Regions from separate parts of the Homo sapiens genome. Here region 2 is linked to region 1. A link is a loop called in an ENCODE intact Hi-C map of the cell type or tissue named here. Cell type or tissue: Caco-2. All regions are shown on one strand. Each heading gives the region's core, and the rest is flanking DNA. Links, peaks and the distances in the headings are about the cores only.

Region 1 (8,512 bases), core at 103-8,102:
AAGGCTATCTTAAATTTTAAAGTTATTCATTAATTCTGATACGTTAAATTTATTTTGAAAATATTTTGAATTCTAGTCACATTTTCTAAAGTGTTAAATTCTAAACCAGTACTACATTAATATAAAGCTTAATGGTAAGTTATATTCAGTAATACATATTTTTAGTGTTTCAAATACATAAAAAACCAGAATATATGCCTAATTCAAAATAACACTAAAGTATATAGAGTTAATTAGATGAGAGAAGGCAGAGAATAAACTATTGCTAACAGATATAGTAGGAAAGAAGAACAACCTTTTACTTATTTTTTCTGTAGCATTTTTAGTAATTCAGAAAAGCTGCAACCATAAAATATCCAATAGGCAGTAAGACACAGTGTTATAGTTCTTTTGCCCTCAGAGATGAAATTATAATGAGAAATCACACTTTTAGGACTTTGCAGAATCATGGTGACCTGAAGTGTAGGACTATATAATTCCTAAATCTTCTTGCTAAAACCTTTTTAAGAGTCTAATCCTCGAGAGGTAAGTAGTCAGGGTTTTCTATAAATAAATGCATTGCTATCAATGAACTCAAAACCAATCACAGACTCTAAGTGGTGAGAAGAGCTGAATTTTGTTCTAGAGTTATGATGAAGTTTATAAGCCATTGTTACAATTTTGTCTCTGCTTCATTCTTATTATGATATACATTAGATCTTGGTGTTAAAAGTTATTGTGTATACAGCAGAAAAAAATGTCTAATGTCTAGAAGACATTTTCAGCTCATTTCATACTGTGGATAGAGATTTTCTTTAAATTCCATAATCTGATTTCTGAGCCAAAAAGAGATCAATATATTCAGGTTATAAATAGAAAATGACCACCTCAACCTTTTACTTACTCTCTGATCTAAAGCTTAAGAAAACATTTTGTAAATCATGTCCCTTCCACACTTTTTCACACTTTATAATATCAACCTTTTATAACTCAACAGAGTATCTTTACTGGTGTTTATAGCCCCTTAATAATTAGGACATCAGGATAGATTGGTTTACCTTTATAAGACTTTCTGGGGCTTTTTAGGGTCATGTGGAAATATTACATTTTTTTAAGGCAGAAGCTGAATAACTGCCATGGCAATGACAGTGATGTAGATAATTCTGTTCTCTGAACTATGCCTCAGAGTCTCTGTATAGATTTAGGACATAACATTTTCATGGGTGATGGGGACAGAGGTCATGGAGAAGGGGAATTATGATTCAATTTAGTCTCCACTGGTCCCCATTGGTATAAAACTTCAACCAAACAATTTAATCACAATAACTGGATTTTTCTGGTTTTCACTGAATTCAAGTTGGCTAGTATAGCTTTGACACATTAATAGCTGCAATCCAAAGATGTTCAAAGATTACCAGACATTTAAGTTTTCTGGATGGATCTGAGGAGGAAAGAAGACTTTACTATGTATTGAGGACCTGGAAATACATATTATGATTCACATATACTAATATTTTCTTGCATCTGGAAGAAAAGAAAACTGACATATTTTAGTATTTTAAAATCTCCTCACTTCTGTTTATTTTTAAAAAGTAAAATAGCAGTTTCTTAAATAAGAACTTAACTTTGTCAAAGAGGAATCTCGAAATGTTTTTTACAATAAAAAATATAAACAGGGAAGAAACACACACTATGTTACAAAACGTCACTAAATATTGTGAGATGTTACGTTTAATTCCAAAACATCTAATGCTGGTTTTGATGTCCCTTTCTGATTAAAATGACTTGCCTAAGGGACTTGTTTTATTGTTAGTGAACGTATGCTTTTTTCACAATTTTCTTCACAAAACACTATCTATTAGGTACCTATTATGTTCTAGGCATTATGTTCACCATTTGAGGAATAAAGACAAAAAGACATGGTTGTATTATTTAGAAGCTCCACATGTAATGAAGGAGGAATGTGTATGCAGAGCGCTTCGATGTACTTGGATGAGTATTCCAAACAAGTGAACACAGTGAATAAAAAATAAAAAGTAACTTATTTTGCTTGAGGCCCAGAGAGATAAAGTGGGGGGTTGGGCCTGGGAACAATTTTCAGTTGTAACTTGTTGGAGCATAGAAAGGGGAAGAAAATACCAGGGAAAAAGAAGAGTGTGTTTATCAGAGTCCAATCAGGACAGGAGACCACATTAATCTGAACAAGAGAAATATGCAAAACTGTCAACTATTAAGTGTGACAAAAAGATAAAAAAGATAATCCAAAATTATAATGAAATAGTAAATGCAGAAAGCATCTATTGCCTCTAGGGCTGAGAGAGAGTGACCAAAGAAGAACCAAATTGAAAAAGCACACTTTTCAACTTTTCTTAGTTCATTTTCATTTGTTGTCTTCTCTCTAGCAGGTTGAACCAGAAAATAAAGACCCTACAAGAGGAACAGAAGCTTCTTTAATGATTAAACTTACCAAACTTGAAGATCTTGAAACGAAAGACTGTACTATCTAAAGATTTTTAAAGTACCCAAGTAGAATAATTAGCAAATCATTACTGAAAGATAACTCACTGACATTTTCTGACATTTAATTAGGTTTAAGATCTGAAATAATGGGATGTGCTATATTGACAATGAAAAAATAGATTTCAAAAGGTTGCATACTTCAGTGTAATTTATTTTAGTGTCTGAAAAACTGGTTTTATCAAAAAATAGTTTGTCTTTTAAAAATGGCCCGTGCTAGCAATTAAAATGAAAATAAAATCCACTCGGTTTACTTACATGTGAAACATATTGAGCAGATCTGCATTAGAAATTGAAAGACTTTCAAATCTGCCTTAAATGTGTTGCACTCTTGATACCATTTTCTGTACTGGCTCATTGGAAAATATCTTACATAGGTTGGGATTGTGGTTAATTAAAACAGGAAAAAAGAAAAAACAACTGCGCTTCCGTCATTGTCTTGAGTTTCCAAACAGTTTCTGACTCATTTCATTGGCAGAGCTGCTGCAGCATAGCACTGCAAGTTTCCATGGCCACATGCAGAATAGTTTTCAAAGATCGCCCAAGCCAGAGGAAACCAGGGCAGCTTATTATAGCTCATATGTTGAATGGTTAAAAAGCCGTATCAAAGCAAAACATATTTCTATTAAAGACCTGCTTTTTTTTTTCCCACCTTAAGGATTTTTACATTTCGTCATAATTATTTTTAATGGACACATAATTATATATAATTTATGAGGTACAGTATAATATTTTGATACATGTATACACTATAATAATGAAATAAAGGTGATTAGCATATTCATCACCTCAAACGTTTATAATTTCTTTTGTTGGGAACACTCAAAATCCTCTCTTCTAGATATTTGAAAATATACAATAAATTGTTACTTATTGTCACCCTACAGTGCTGTAGAACACTAGGATCTATTCCTTCTATCATTTTATATTCATTTACCAACCTTTTCCTATCCTCTCTCAAATACCCCTCCCAGCCTGGAATACTATTTTACCATGAAAAATAATGAAATCCTATCATCAGCAACATGGATGAGCCTGGAGGACATAATCTTAAATACAATAAGCCAGGCACAGAGGAATAAACACTGCACATTCTCACTCAAAGATAGAAACCAAAAAAGTTGATCTTATAGAAGCAGACCCATTTTTGAAAATTTTAAATTTTAAATTGTTTCTTTTGACTTAATTTACAGTGGCTCCTATATAAAATGAAGATGTTAGGGGAAGAAGGTGATAATGGCTTGTTATATTTCAGTGAATTCTTCAGTTTTCTAGTGCATTGCCTTTTCAAGGTGTCTGGGTAATGTATTCTTGGTATAGTTAGCATTAATAGAAAAAAGGAATAAATAAAGTTTACCACCATGATAAGTAATATCTGAAAGTAAACAGAGAAGAGTTATGGAGTCTGGTTGAAGGGAAACAAGATTGAAATTTGAGAAGCAGAGATATTTTGAAGGTAAAATATAGTTAACTGAGAATTTCTGCTCAAGTGATCAATGCAAAAAAAAATCTAGTAAACACAAGAATCAGTGTGGAAATACCTGGAAACCACTGTGCAGAGGCCTCAAGAAACACACCACTGATAAGACATTACACAAGGTTTATTGAGTCATCTAGTAGAGTACACATAACTTCCTCCCCCACCCCAATTTGTATTATTCCACGGCTTAGGTCAGGCATATATGATCAGCCTTTGTCATAGCCTATGTAAAATGTCAAGTAGGGAATGTCTCTGTCCCTGTATCACTCAGTAATGGCATCAGAGGGAAGACAACATCCATAAAACTACAAAGTGGGAAACGCTCTGGTCAGAGAAGTAGGCATATTACGAAGGGGAACCTCTGAGTTTAGTGTCTTGTGTCAGCCTGTTCTTTTGTTAACCTAACATAGACCTGCTATGCTGGCTATCTTCTGAGCTACTAAAGTAGGGAGAAAAATGAGTTTCTGAACTGTCAATGATTTTCTTTATAAATGCTACTGTACTCTTCGTTCATTCCCTTGCCATGTGTATATTACATCACTGATTATTTTCATCATTGTTAATTTCTGTCTTAGATTAGTTTATCTCAGAATCAGCATCAGGTTTCTCTATCTCATATATATATATATATATATATATATATATATACACACACACACACACACACATACACATACATATATACACATACATATACATACATATATATGAATATATATATATATATATACTCCTCAAATTTCGTTTTACCATGTGTAGAATTTCTATATGTGTGTGCAATGCTCAGTGGTAGGCCCTGCCTCCTGTTATATAATTTTCTTACTTTATTCTTTTCCATAGAGAAGATGTATTAATTCCTATCTTTTGAGAAGCTAGAAAGACCCTGCTGTGGTTTTAATTTTTCTTGAAATCAAATGGTGGTGACAGGTAACTTGATTTTACAGAATCGTTCTGTCTCCAAGATCTTCTCAGTAGCATTAAAAGAAATAGCACTTAGAAATTTGTATGGCCAATCCTTCACATGTATTTGTAAGTAGTATATATTTTTGATTTATCCTTGAACAAAATGTTAACCTGTTCTCAGCATTCTTATCTAATTCCTTAAATCAATATCTTTTTCAATTTCACATCAGTTAGGAGCCCAGTGTCACCCTGATGTAGCACTACTATTCATTGTCTATTTAGTGCATTTCATAACGTAGGCACGTGCAAAGTCACGGGCATGTGATTACAGGCTAGGATATCTCTGTTTCAAACTTTACTACAGCTCTTATAAGCTTATGTGAATCGACAGTAAGTTAGTTAACAACTGTGAACCTCAGTTTTCTTACCAAACTGTGTTTCGGTTTTTCAGTTTTCCTGTTTCTTAAATTGAAATAATTAGTTATTTTGAGGAGCATATTAAATACTTCATGTAGATTTTTAAAATTTATTTATTTATTTATTTATTTTTATTTTTTTATTTTGAGACGGAGTCTGGATCTGTTACCCAGGCTGGAGTGCAGTGGTATGATCTCCGCTCACTGCAACCTCTGCCTCCCAGGTTCAAGTGATTCTCCTGCCTCAGCTTCCAGAGTATCTGGGATTACAGGCTCCCGCCACCACATCCAGCTAATTTTTGTGTTTTTAGTAGAGACGGGGTTTCGCCATGTTGGCCAGGCTGATCTCAAACTCCTGTCCTCCAGTGATCCACCCACCTTGGCCTCCCAAAGTGCTGGAATTACAGGTGTGAGCCACCACACCCAGCCCACAGTAGGTTTTGTTGATAGTCTGCCCCTATTTCCTTGTGCCACCCCTCGGTTCGTCTAAAGCTGCAGCAGACATTTTCTGTACATGTATCACTCTATGTCTGTGCCTGATGGTTTTTCCTTGCCTAATATCACAGGAGAATGCTCAGCTTATGGGGAAGGTATTCTGGAAAATAAAAGTATTTGATTGGATAGATAGTTCACATTTTCTGTTTGTTAGGGTGTAAATATTAAAGCATGGTTTATATAGTTCCCTAGAGAATTTCCAATAAAATGAATCCTAATTTCTCATATCAGTAGCGTGCTTGTTAATGCACCCCTTATTATATTTTCCTCTTTCCTTGCCTTAATTGCCCACTGTTTTAGTTATATTACCTATTTTTACTTAACTCTGTGTCTTAGGGTCTACTTTGGTCAGAATCCAAACTAAAACATACTTTGTGAAAAGTGCATACGCTAGGGCCTGGCCCTGGCATTCTTCACCACGGTCAGTTTCCCAACTTACTTAGCTCTCCTTTGACATTATCAGTGTTTATCTGCTCTGTGTTCTATTTCTGGACCTCTAGAAGTGACTGTCTACTAATCCTCCTTCCCAAAAAAATTACGCTAAATTGCTGTTTTCTTAATATTTTTACATCTTTTCTCTGGGATATTTTTGCTTAAATAGATAATCATGAAATGAAAAGCCATAGGCCAAAAAAAAAAAAAAAATGAATCCCTATGATATTTTAGATACTTTGTGGCTAGTCAGTTGGGGAAATAGTCTTAAATATGAATTCTTTCAAAATGTCTCTAAATAATCACAGGTAGGTAATGAACTATCCTAATTAACTTTATTTACATCAGTATGTCTTAAAATAAATGAGTCATTAATAGCATAATGACATGGTGCCAACAATTCCAAATAAGTTTTATGTGATTCTCACATTGTATTTTGTATTTTCTTAAAGCATTTTGCACTAAAATGAAAGAGAATGAATTTTTGAATTTGCTTTACTCTTAGCAGATATGTATTTTACATGGTGCAACTTCACTTTCATAATTGGAATAAATCAAACTTCATGGTAATGAAAATATATCTTGAACTTGACATAATCCTCCAAGCATCATTTCAATTTATTATGGATGCTTAAGACAAATGTAATTATCATTATTTTTATGTAAAAAATTATCAAAAAGGTTTGAGATTTCTCTTTCCTTTTGCATGGATTGGCAATTATAAGTAGTTAATTATAAGAAATATTTGGATAGATTTCCTTCAAAAAACTGTATGCAAATAAATAAAATGACATTTAAAAATATTATTACAGTCTTATAGTGCATAGTTCTTTAGATCCATTAGTCTGTAAGCATCAGCAGTTAGCACTCCTGATACTTTGGACTAGATAATTATTTGTTGTGGGAGGTTGTGCTGTGCATTGTAGGATGTTTGGCAGCATCCTTAGTCTCTACCTACTGGATGCCAGTAGCACCTCCTCACCAGTGATGACAGTCAAAAATATCTCCAAACATTTGCAAAATATTCCTTGAGGGATAAAATTATTTTGGATTGAGAGCCACTGATGTATGTGTATATATATGTATGCATGTATGTATGTATGAACATATAAGTGTATATATATTCATCTGTGAGTGGTTAGCATAGGTCCCTGAACATGTTTACTACATGCTTAAGGAGGAAGGGAAGAAAAGATTTACTAAAATTTACTATGATGCATGTTTCTGTTTTTACATTTAAATATTCAAATTCAATAATTGACAAGCATGTAATCCAGGCAATCTCTCAACAAAATAAAAATAGGCAGCAATGACTATATACACAGCCAGAGGTACTTGATCATGAACATTTTTTACTTAAGATTTACAGCTATTTGTTGCCCTGACATCAATCTTTTCTTGTATCCCAGTCTAGTTGATCAAATGAAGGTCCTGCCCATCCTGGGCCTGGAATCTGCATCATCTATCAGAACCCTGAGTGCTTGAGGCTATCTTTTGTTTTCTAAATCTCACATCTTTTAGGGAAACAATTATTTCTCTATCTTTGGCTAGTTCCCTCACACTCTGCTGCCATGGCCAGCCATCAAAATATAAATTCCAATGCAACTTTCTGTTTCTAGTTGACTCTTTTAGTTAAAAATAATTCATTACATGATGTTATCAACTCATGGTAATTAAGTTACATGATGAAGATCCGTGAAGGCAATATTTTTTTCAAAACCATTTAAATGGGTTAACAATACTGTTAGTATCAATCTAAACAGTAGGTATATGAAGCAAATAGCAGAAACTAAATTCCTTTAGTGACTCAAAAATTCCATATTTATTCCCCAATACAGTCATGGGAAGTCAAGTATCCTCTCTCTGGGAATGATGCATCTGGTAGAGAATGCAATAAAAAGGATTTGTTGAAGACTTCAGCTTGTCAGCTACTGCACTCCCAACTTGTCATTGTTCAAGTAGAAAGTCAAAGAGAAGTCTCAAGATATCACTTCATCAAGATAGATGAACACCACAATAATGAGAAGTATGAGAAGATGTTTAAAGCTACTTATGGAGTGTCTCCTCTGTTCCCATTACTAGAAGCAGGGCTCATTGGAAACAGGATTTTTGTTTGCTTTTACAATCACTTTTTTATAAATTTCTTTTACCTACTTATTAGATGTGTAGATCTACTGCCTTTGTATTATCTTTTTTAGTTACATAAAGTTTAATCATAATCATCCTAGCAAAATAAGTTAGGGGAGGTGGAAGCTGCTGTCCAGTACAAGAGTTTTGGTTCTGCTCATTT
Region 2 (8,512 bases), core at 389-8,388, 57 kb after region 1:
AACAGTGGACAAAAAATTACATTTCTCCACTGGAATTACAGTAGATTAATCTTTCCTTGAAAGTACAAAGCTGAAATTTACTAAATAGCAGTTCCAAATGACTTGTCTACCAATCTAAACATTCCTTTTTTTCATCTTCAGAATTTCATATTCTATCCCTTCTTTAAAAACTCACTTTAAATTAAAAGTACCTCTAACAATTTTATAAAATTATTTAAACATACAGTGTCATCTATATTCAAAACATCTCTCTGAATGATTATGCTACATAAAATACACATGGTGTATTCACTTATGCCATTTAGCATTTTTAAGATAAGAACAACAAACTTAAAAAGGTCAAATACACAAGAATGTATGAGATTGCAAAAGGTAAAGCTGAAATTTATACAAGTCTTATGATGCCAAATATAATTTTTACATTTCATCATAATTCTCTTCTATAAAAAATACAGTATTCTGGCCCAGCGCAGTGGCTCACGCCTGTAATCTCAGCACTTTGGGAGGCTGAGGCGGGCGGATCACAAGGTCAGGAGATCGAGATCATCCTGGCTAACAAGGTGAAACCCCATCGCTACTAAAAATACAAAAAATTAGCCAGGCGTGGTGGCAGGTGCCTGTAGTCCCAGCTACTTGGGAGGCTGAGGCAGGAGAATGGCTTGAACCCAGGAGGTGGAGCTTGCAGTGAGCTGAGATCGCGCCACTGCACTCCAGCCTGGGTGACAGAGTGAAACTCGGTCTCGAAAAAAGAAAAAAAAGAAAAACAATATTCTGAATGTAGATAACTTTCTGAGCAAGGTGTTTCTATTAAATAAGCCAAATCAACAACTGATATTGCAGTTGTTACATGTAATGTTCTTGTTTCTGGGCTCTCATGAAATGTTATAAATGTTCAGAAACATAAATGATAAGATATTTTAGAGCTCAATTTTTACATAATTTAAACGTAACTTAGTTCAAACTATTTGTTTTATGCATGAGGAAGCTAAGCCTCTCCTGCCCCCAGAAAAATACAAGCTCTCAGTCAGTGCCACACACCTATTGGGTGGCTAAGAGGAGACGAGTATCAATTTTTGTTCTAAATGTTTTTTGCTATGCAGTCTTCAAGTAATCATCTATCTATAAGAATGGAGAATGGCCTACATTATTAACTCCCTGGCTAGACAGTGTCTCATAAACATACTAGGATCAATGAATCAAAACCTCTAGTGTGAGATCTTTGCATCATTGCTTGTATAAAATTGAACATAAAATGTAGCTTGTGTTGAGAAGTAATGATTTTAAACCTGCAATCATTAAATATTAACACTTGACAGACCACATATTTGACAGCGATCTTATAAAACTTTTATCATATTGTAACTTTTCTATGTTCATATACACAAGAACTATTGTATTAGAGTTGCTTACAGTACTCAGAATAGTAACATTCTCTGCAGGTTTGTAGCCTAGGAGCAATAGGTTTTACCTTATAGCCTAGGTGTTTAGTAGACTGTACATTTTAGGTTTATGTAAGTATACTTTATGATAGTTGTGCAATGACAAAGTTGCTTACCAACATATCTTTGTCAATAAGAGGCATGACTATCTAGTTTCCAAATATAGTCTTGAGCACTTAAACTGCCCTTTATTAACTCAGCTGGATCCCTGTTTCCTACTCTTTCAAAAATCCCATTTTCTAGTGTTCCTCTATTCTTTGTGCGTGTGTATGCACAAACACATGCATTTTTCATCACTTCTACGTTAAAGAGAGAATAGTTTACCTTACTTCTATTCTATATCTATAAAAAAGAGAGGGAAAATTCTACTTTAAGCATTTGCATGAATGCCTTAGTATATGAGGAATGTGTATGTCTGTGGACCATTTGAAAATGAAATAGAAAACTGTTCGAATTTAAAAATCTTGTAGCTTGTTTCTTCTAAAATTTTACCTTTATACTATCAGATTTGTGTACTTCACTAAAAATTGCTGAATAAAAAGAATATGGTATTTTATTCTCATATGTTTGCCCTACTTTCTTTTCTCCACCATTTTCTTTAAGGTAGGGAATTATTAAGCAATAAGTTTAAAATTTGAAATTACAGTTACATTTTAATGCATCATTTGGTCTTCATCAGTAAAAGTTGGTTTCTTTTTTCTGTAGGACTGTGAATGACAAATGATTAACCAAATAGTTTTTTAAATGCAGACTGTCCCATGATACACATATTAATTAAATGAATAATAATAAAAAAGTAAAAAAATTCATTTTGGGTAAATAATATTGTTAATATACAAATGAGCCCATAGGTCTGAGTAAATGTGATATATGTATGTTATTAATAGTAAAGAACATTTATCCTGATATGGTATGTGATCAGTACCTCAATATATTAAGCACGTAAGTGTATATATATAATCAGGTATTTATATTATATACAAGTTTCAATAATGTCTTCATATGAGCAATTTTATGAGGTCATCATTAAAATTCTGGATATACATATATTCTTAAAAAAATAGAAAATCCAAGAAGTGAATCAAAATTGCTTTATGAGAAAGCTATAAAATTAGCTGTGTATTTGGATAGCTGCCTTATTCTCCTTGAATAGCAAAGAGAACTTGCTCTCCTAGAGTAAATATTTTTAAATGTTCTATATTGTACTAATTTACAAATGAAAAGTAAACTAAAATGTCAGAAATGTTTTCAAGTTTGTGAGTATGATTATATATTATTTTGTAAAATTGAAATAAATAAAGGGACTTTCAAAGCTTGGTTTTATCATTCAGATTTGAGTTTCTGTGTAACATTTTCTGAGGAAAAGAAAATAAATATTTATAGTCTATAAAAATATGTCTACAATGCTTATGAAATATTTATAATAAATGTAATTTATAATCTGAATTCCTTTTATCATTAGTATATAAAGATGAAAAAAATATCAACTCAGTGGGTTGGAAATATTGATAAAATATAAAGTCTGTCTTCATTTACCACAGGCTTCTCTTTTCCAACCTTTCTTTGACAAGATATGTCACCTTGACAAGCCAGTTACCATAAATGACTTACAACTCCCTGAACCCTGTATTTAATATAGTCAGGACCCCACACTTCAAATTGTCATACACCATTATTATGTTTCAGGATGTCAGTCTGTTATCTGAAGGATAGTTCCTCCCCATGTGTAAATTCTTCTGGTATTTGTCTTTTGGTGTCAGCATCAAAAGATGTGATCTTTGATCACTAATCTAATACTTTATGGAGCTGTAAACAGACAATAAAGCAAGAATTTTGTTATGATTGATAGATTGTTTTGTGAATTTGGGATTAAGGCAATGACTTCAGTGATTGCTCATGTCTTACATCATTTAGGTTCAAACAGAAACTTTCATGCTTGCAGAATGTAAACAAAAACACTTTAAAAAATCTTTTTATGTCATGCAGTTTTTAAATGTAATTGTTAATGCAGTTATTCTCCAAATGCAGATTAAAATTTGAGTCTTTTTTACATCTGTGTGTGATAAACAGTACAATTTCAAATGATACACATATATAAAGAATGGTCAGGACGGTATGAATGAAGATGGCAGAATAGAAGGCTCCATCAATTATCCCCACAAGGATAACAGTTTAACAACTATCTTCAGACAAAAAGCACATTTATAAGAATCAAAAATCAGATGAGCCCTCATGGCACCTGGTTGTAATTTCATATAGCTGAAAGAGGGCACTGAAGAGGTAGGAAAAACAGTCTTGAATGGCAAATGCCACCCCTCTTATATTCCCCAGCAGCAGCTGAGTGGTGCAGGGAGTGTTCCTGTGCTCTGGGGAGAGTGAGGGAACAGCAACTGTGAGGCACTACCTCAGTGCTGCCCTGTTATAGCAGAAAGAAAAACTGGAACAAATTCAGCTGATGCCTGCCCACAGAGGTAACATTTAAAACAGGCTTAGCCAGAGGGAAATCCTCAATCCCAGCAGTCAGACTTGAGTTCCTGCAAGCCTTGCTATTGTGGGCTAAAGAGCTCTGAGGAACCAAATAAACTTGAAAGACAACTAGGACAAAAAGACTGCAAATCCTAGAATCCTGGTGCTGAACTGGGCCCTGAGTCAGGGGAATGGGGGAAAATGTGATTTGCTAGAACACCATCCTTGGCAGCTAAAGCAGTGCTGGCATCACTCCTTCCCTAACCCCAGACTGCACAGCTCAGCACTCCAAAAGAGTTTCCTTCCTTCCATTTGAGGACAGGAGAAAGAAGAGTGGGGAGGACTTTGTCTTACATCTTGTATACTAGCTCACCTATAACAGAATAGGGTACTGGTCAGAGTAGGTAGACCCTCTTTTCAGGCCCTTTCTCTGGGATAACATTTATAGACACATTGTGGACCAGAAGAGAACCTTCTGCTTTAAAGGAAAGAACCCAGTCCTGACAACCTTCATCACCTACTAACTAAAAAAACCCTACCCTGGAGAAACTAGCAGTGACACCCATGTACTATGTTGAAGGCCTTAGGTCAGACTCAGACTTATTGGCTTCAGGTGAGAATCAGCACATTTTTTGCTGTGGTAGTTATGTGGAGAGATTCATTCTGCTTTAGAAAAGTGGGAGGAAAAGTAAAAGGGACTTTGCCTTACACTTTAGGTACCAAGTTGGCCACAGTGGGGTAGAGAACCAAGTAAGTTCTTGGGGTCATTGATTCCAGGAATTGACTCTTGAATGGCATTTCTGGACCTGCCCTGAGTCAGAGGGGAGTTCGCTGTCCTGAAGGGAGAGTCCCAGGCCAGTCAGCTTTCACCACAGGTTGACTGAAGTGTCCCTGGGATTAAAGGGAACATCAGTGATAGTCTGGCAGTACTTCCCATGGGTCTGTGGTGATGGTTGCCACAGGGTGGGTCTCCTCTGCCTTTGTAAAGAGGAAGAAAAAGTGAAAAGGACTGCATCTTGTGGTTTGAGTACCAGCTGAGCTGCAGTACATTAGAACACCAGGTAGACTTCTAAGGTTTTTAACTAATCCCTGGTCCCCTGATGGCAGCTCTTGACCCACTCAGGGCCTGAGAGAGCTCATTGCCCCAAAAGGAAGAACAAAGGTCTGGCTGGCTTTATCACCTAATTAATGAGTATAGAACTCTAGGGCCTTGAGCAAACACAGGTGAAAGCCAGGGAGTGGTTACAGCAGGTATTTGGTGAGACCCACTGCTGTGCTAACATCATGGTAAACCCAGGGCAGTCATAGCGATGTTGGCCACTGGAATGCTCCAGATGGCTCAGAGCAGAGAGAGAGAGATTCTCTATTGATTTGGAACAAAGTAAGGGAAGAGAACAAGAGACTCCGCCTGGTGATCCAGATCTTGTTCAAAACCTTCAAGGCAGTACCCCAAGTTTGCAAGAAGCCTTCCCAAGAAGACAGGTACAAATAAGCCCAGACTCTGAAGTCCACAACAAATATCTAACTTTTCAATGCCCAGACACAGAAAAATGTCCACAATAGCAAGATCATTTAGGAATACATGAACTCACTAAATGAAATCAATAAGGCAAGAGGGACCAATTCTGTAGAAAAAGAGATATGTGATCTTTTCGACACAGAATTCAAAATAGCTGTGTTGAGGAAACTAAAATAAATTCAACATAATAAAGAGAAAGAATTCAGTATTCTACCAGATAAATTTAACAAAGAGATTTAAGTAATTAAAAAGAATCAAGCCGAAATTTTGGAACTGAAAAATGCAATTGACATCTTGAGGAATGAAGCAGAGTCCTTTAATAGCAGAATTGATAAAGCAGAAGAAAGGATTAGTGAGCTTGAAGACAGGCTATTTGAACATGCAGTTAGAGGAGACAAAAGAAAAAGAATAAAAAATAGTCCAGGCACAGTGGCTCAAGCCTGTAATCCCAGCACTTTGGGAGGCTAAGGCAGGTGGATCACTAAGTCAGGAGATCGAGACCATCCTGGCTAACACGGTGAAACCCTCTCTCTACTAAAAATACAAAAAAATTAGCTGGCCATGGTGGGGGGCACCTGTAGTCCCAGCTATTCAGGAGGCTGAGGCAGGAGAATAGCGTGAACCCGGGGTACGGAGCTTGCAGTGAGCCAAGATCACACCACTGCACTCCAGCCTGGGCAACAGAGCAAGACTCTGTCTCAAAAAAAAAAAAAAATGAAACTTATCTATAGGATCTAGAAAATAGATTCAAATGGCAAATCTAAGAGTCATTGGCCTTGAAGAGGAGACAGAGAAAAAGACAGGGGTAGAAAGTTTACTCAAAGGGTAATAACAGACAACTTGCCAAACCTAGAGAAAAATATCAATATCCTAATAAAAAAGGTTATAGAACACCAAGCAGATTTAATCCAAAGACTACCTCAAGGCTTTTAATAATCAAATTCCCAAAGGTCAAGGATAAAGAAAGGACCCTAAAAGCAGCAGGAGAAAAGAAACAAATAATATAAAATAGAGCTCCAATACATCTTTCAGCAGACTTTTTAGTGAAAATCTTACAGGCCAGGATAGAGTGGCATGATGTATTACAGTGCTAAAGGAAATAAGCTTTTACCCTAGAATGGAATATCTGAGAAAAATATCCTTCAACCACAAAGGAAAATGAAGATTTTCCAAGACAAATGAAAGCTGAGGAATTTCATCCACACCACAGCTGTCCAATTAGAAATGCTAAGGATAGTACTTCAGTCAGAAATAAAAGGATGTCAAAGAGCAAGAAGATGTAATCTGAAGGTAGAAAACTCACTGGTAATAGCAAGTAGACAGAATAACAGAAAATGTTACAATACTGTAACTATTGTGTTTAATTACTATTATCTTAAGAAGAAATTCTAAACAATAAGCAAATTTAAAAAACTTTTAAAGACATAGCAATTAAGATATAAATAGAGGGAGCAAACATTTAACAAGTGGGAAAATGAAGTTAAGGTGTAGAGCTTTTATTTATTTTTTTGGCTGGTTGTTTGTGCAAACAGTGCTTTATCAGCTTAAAGTCATAGTTTACAGGATAGAATTTTCAAGCCTCATAGAAAGTTCCAGCAAAACACATACAAGGAGACACAAAAAGCATATAAAAAGAAACTACATTGTATCACCAGAGAAAATAACTGTCCCTAAAATGAAGGCAAGAAAGGAAAGGAAAGAAAGGAAGGAAGGAAGGAAGGAAGGAAAGAAGGAAGGAAGGAAGGAAGGAAGGAAGGAAGGAAGGAAGGAAGGAAGGAAGGAAGGAAGGGAAAGAAAAGAGAAAGAAAGAAAGAGACAGAGAGAGAAAAAAAAAAATAAAGGCAGGCTGGCCAAAAACCAAGCAGAAAAAAATAACAAAATGGCAAAAGTAAGTCCTTATTTATCAATAATAACATTGAATATAAATGAACTAAACACTTCAATAAAAATACATAGACTTGCTGTCTAGATAAGAAAAATAACATCCAAGGTTCTGTGGTTAAGAAACAGTCTTCCCATGTAAAGACATATATAGACTGAAAATAAAGGGATAGACAAAGGTGTTTCATGCCAGTTGAAATTAAAACAGAACAGGAGTCACCATACTTATATTAGACAAAATAGATTTTAAGATAAAAGCTATAAGAAAAAACAGAAAAGGCCACTATATGATGCAAAAGGAGTCAATTCTGCAAGAGAATATAATAATGTTTAATATATATTCAACCAACATGTGAGCATCCAGATATATAAAGCAAATATTGTTAGAGCTAAAGAGAGTGATTGACCCTAATACAACAACACCTAGAGACTTTAACATCCCATTTTCAGTATTGAACAGACCTTCCAGGCAGAAAATCAACAAACATTGGACTTAATCTGCACTATCAATCAAAGGAACCTAATAGATATTTACAGAACATTTCACCCAATGGCCGCACAATACACATTCTTGTCCTCAGCCCATGGATCATTCTCAAGAATAGACCATATGTTATGTCACAAAACAAACCTTAAAACAATAAAAAAAAACAAGATAATAAGCATCTTCTCTGAACAGAATGGAATAAGACTAGTAATCAACAAGAGGAATTTTTTAAAATATACAAACACATGGAAAATAAACAATTTGCTCTAAAATAGCCAGCAGGTCAATAAAGAAATTAATCAGAAAATTGAAAAATTTCTTGAAACCCAGGGTAAAGGAAACACAGCATATCAAAACCTATGAAACACAGCAAAAGCAGCACTAAAAGGAAAGTTTATAGTGATAAAAAAATTAAAACTACATAAAAATAGAAGAAAACCTTTGAATCAACAACTTAACCACGCATCTTGAAGAACTAGACAAGCAAGAGCAAAGGCAACCTACAATTAGTAGAATACAACAAAAATAAAGAACAGAGGAACAGAAATAAATGAAATTGAAATGAAGAAAACAATACAAAATATCAATATAACAGAAAGTTGTTTTTTTGCAAAGTTGAACAAAGTTGACAAACCTTTAGCCAAACTAAGGAAAATAGAAAGAAGATCAAGATAAAAAAATCTAGAGACAAAAATGAGACAGTACAACAGATACTGCAGA

What was found. Hi-C counts contacts between places; a loop is a spot of excess contacts. Peaks named below come from ENCODE experiments on the same cell type or tissue, not always from the same donor. Only the 100,000 strongest peaks of a DNase experiment are listed, where the experiment ranks them.
Region 2: a loop joins it to region 1, with 5 times the contacts of the local background. A loop is called at or near these places in 2 of 110 quality-filtered maps.

The regions. Positions count from the first base shown.
Region 1 is chr3:166,281,101-166,289,612 of GRCh38, forward strand. No RefSeq gene overlaps it. Among named protein-coding and RNA genes, the nearest start is that of BCHE, 450 kb to the left of the region's middle. In Caco-2, for the core only: no CTCF peak of the experiment used is centred there; no DNase peak of the experiment used is centred there.
Region 2 is chr3:166,337,739-166,346,250 of GRCh38, forward strand. No RefSeq gene overlaps it. Among named protein-coding and RNA genes, the nearest start is that of BCHE, 500 kb to the left of the region's middle. In Caco-2, for the core only: no CTCF peak of the experiment used is centred there; a DNase peak (open chromatin) is centred at 5,133.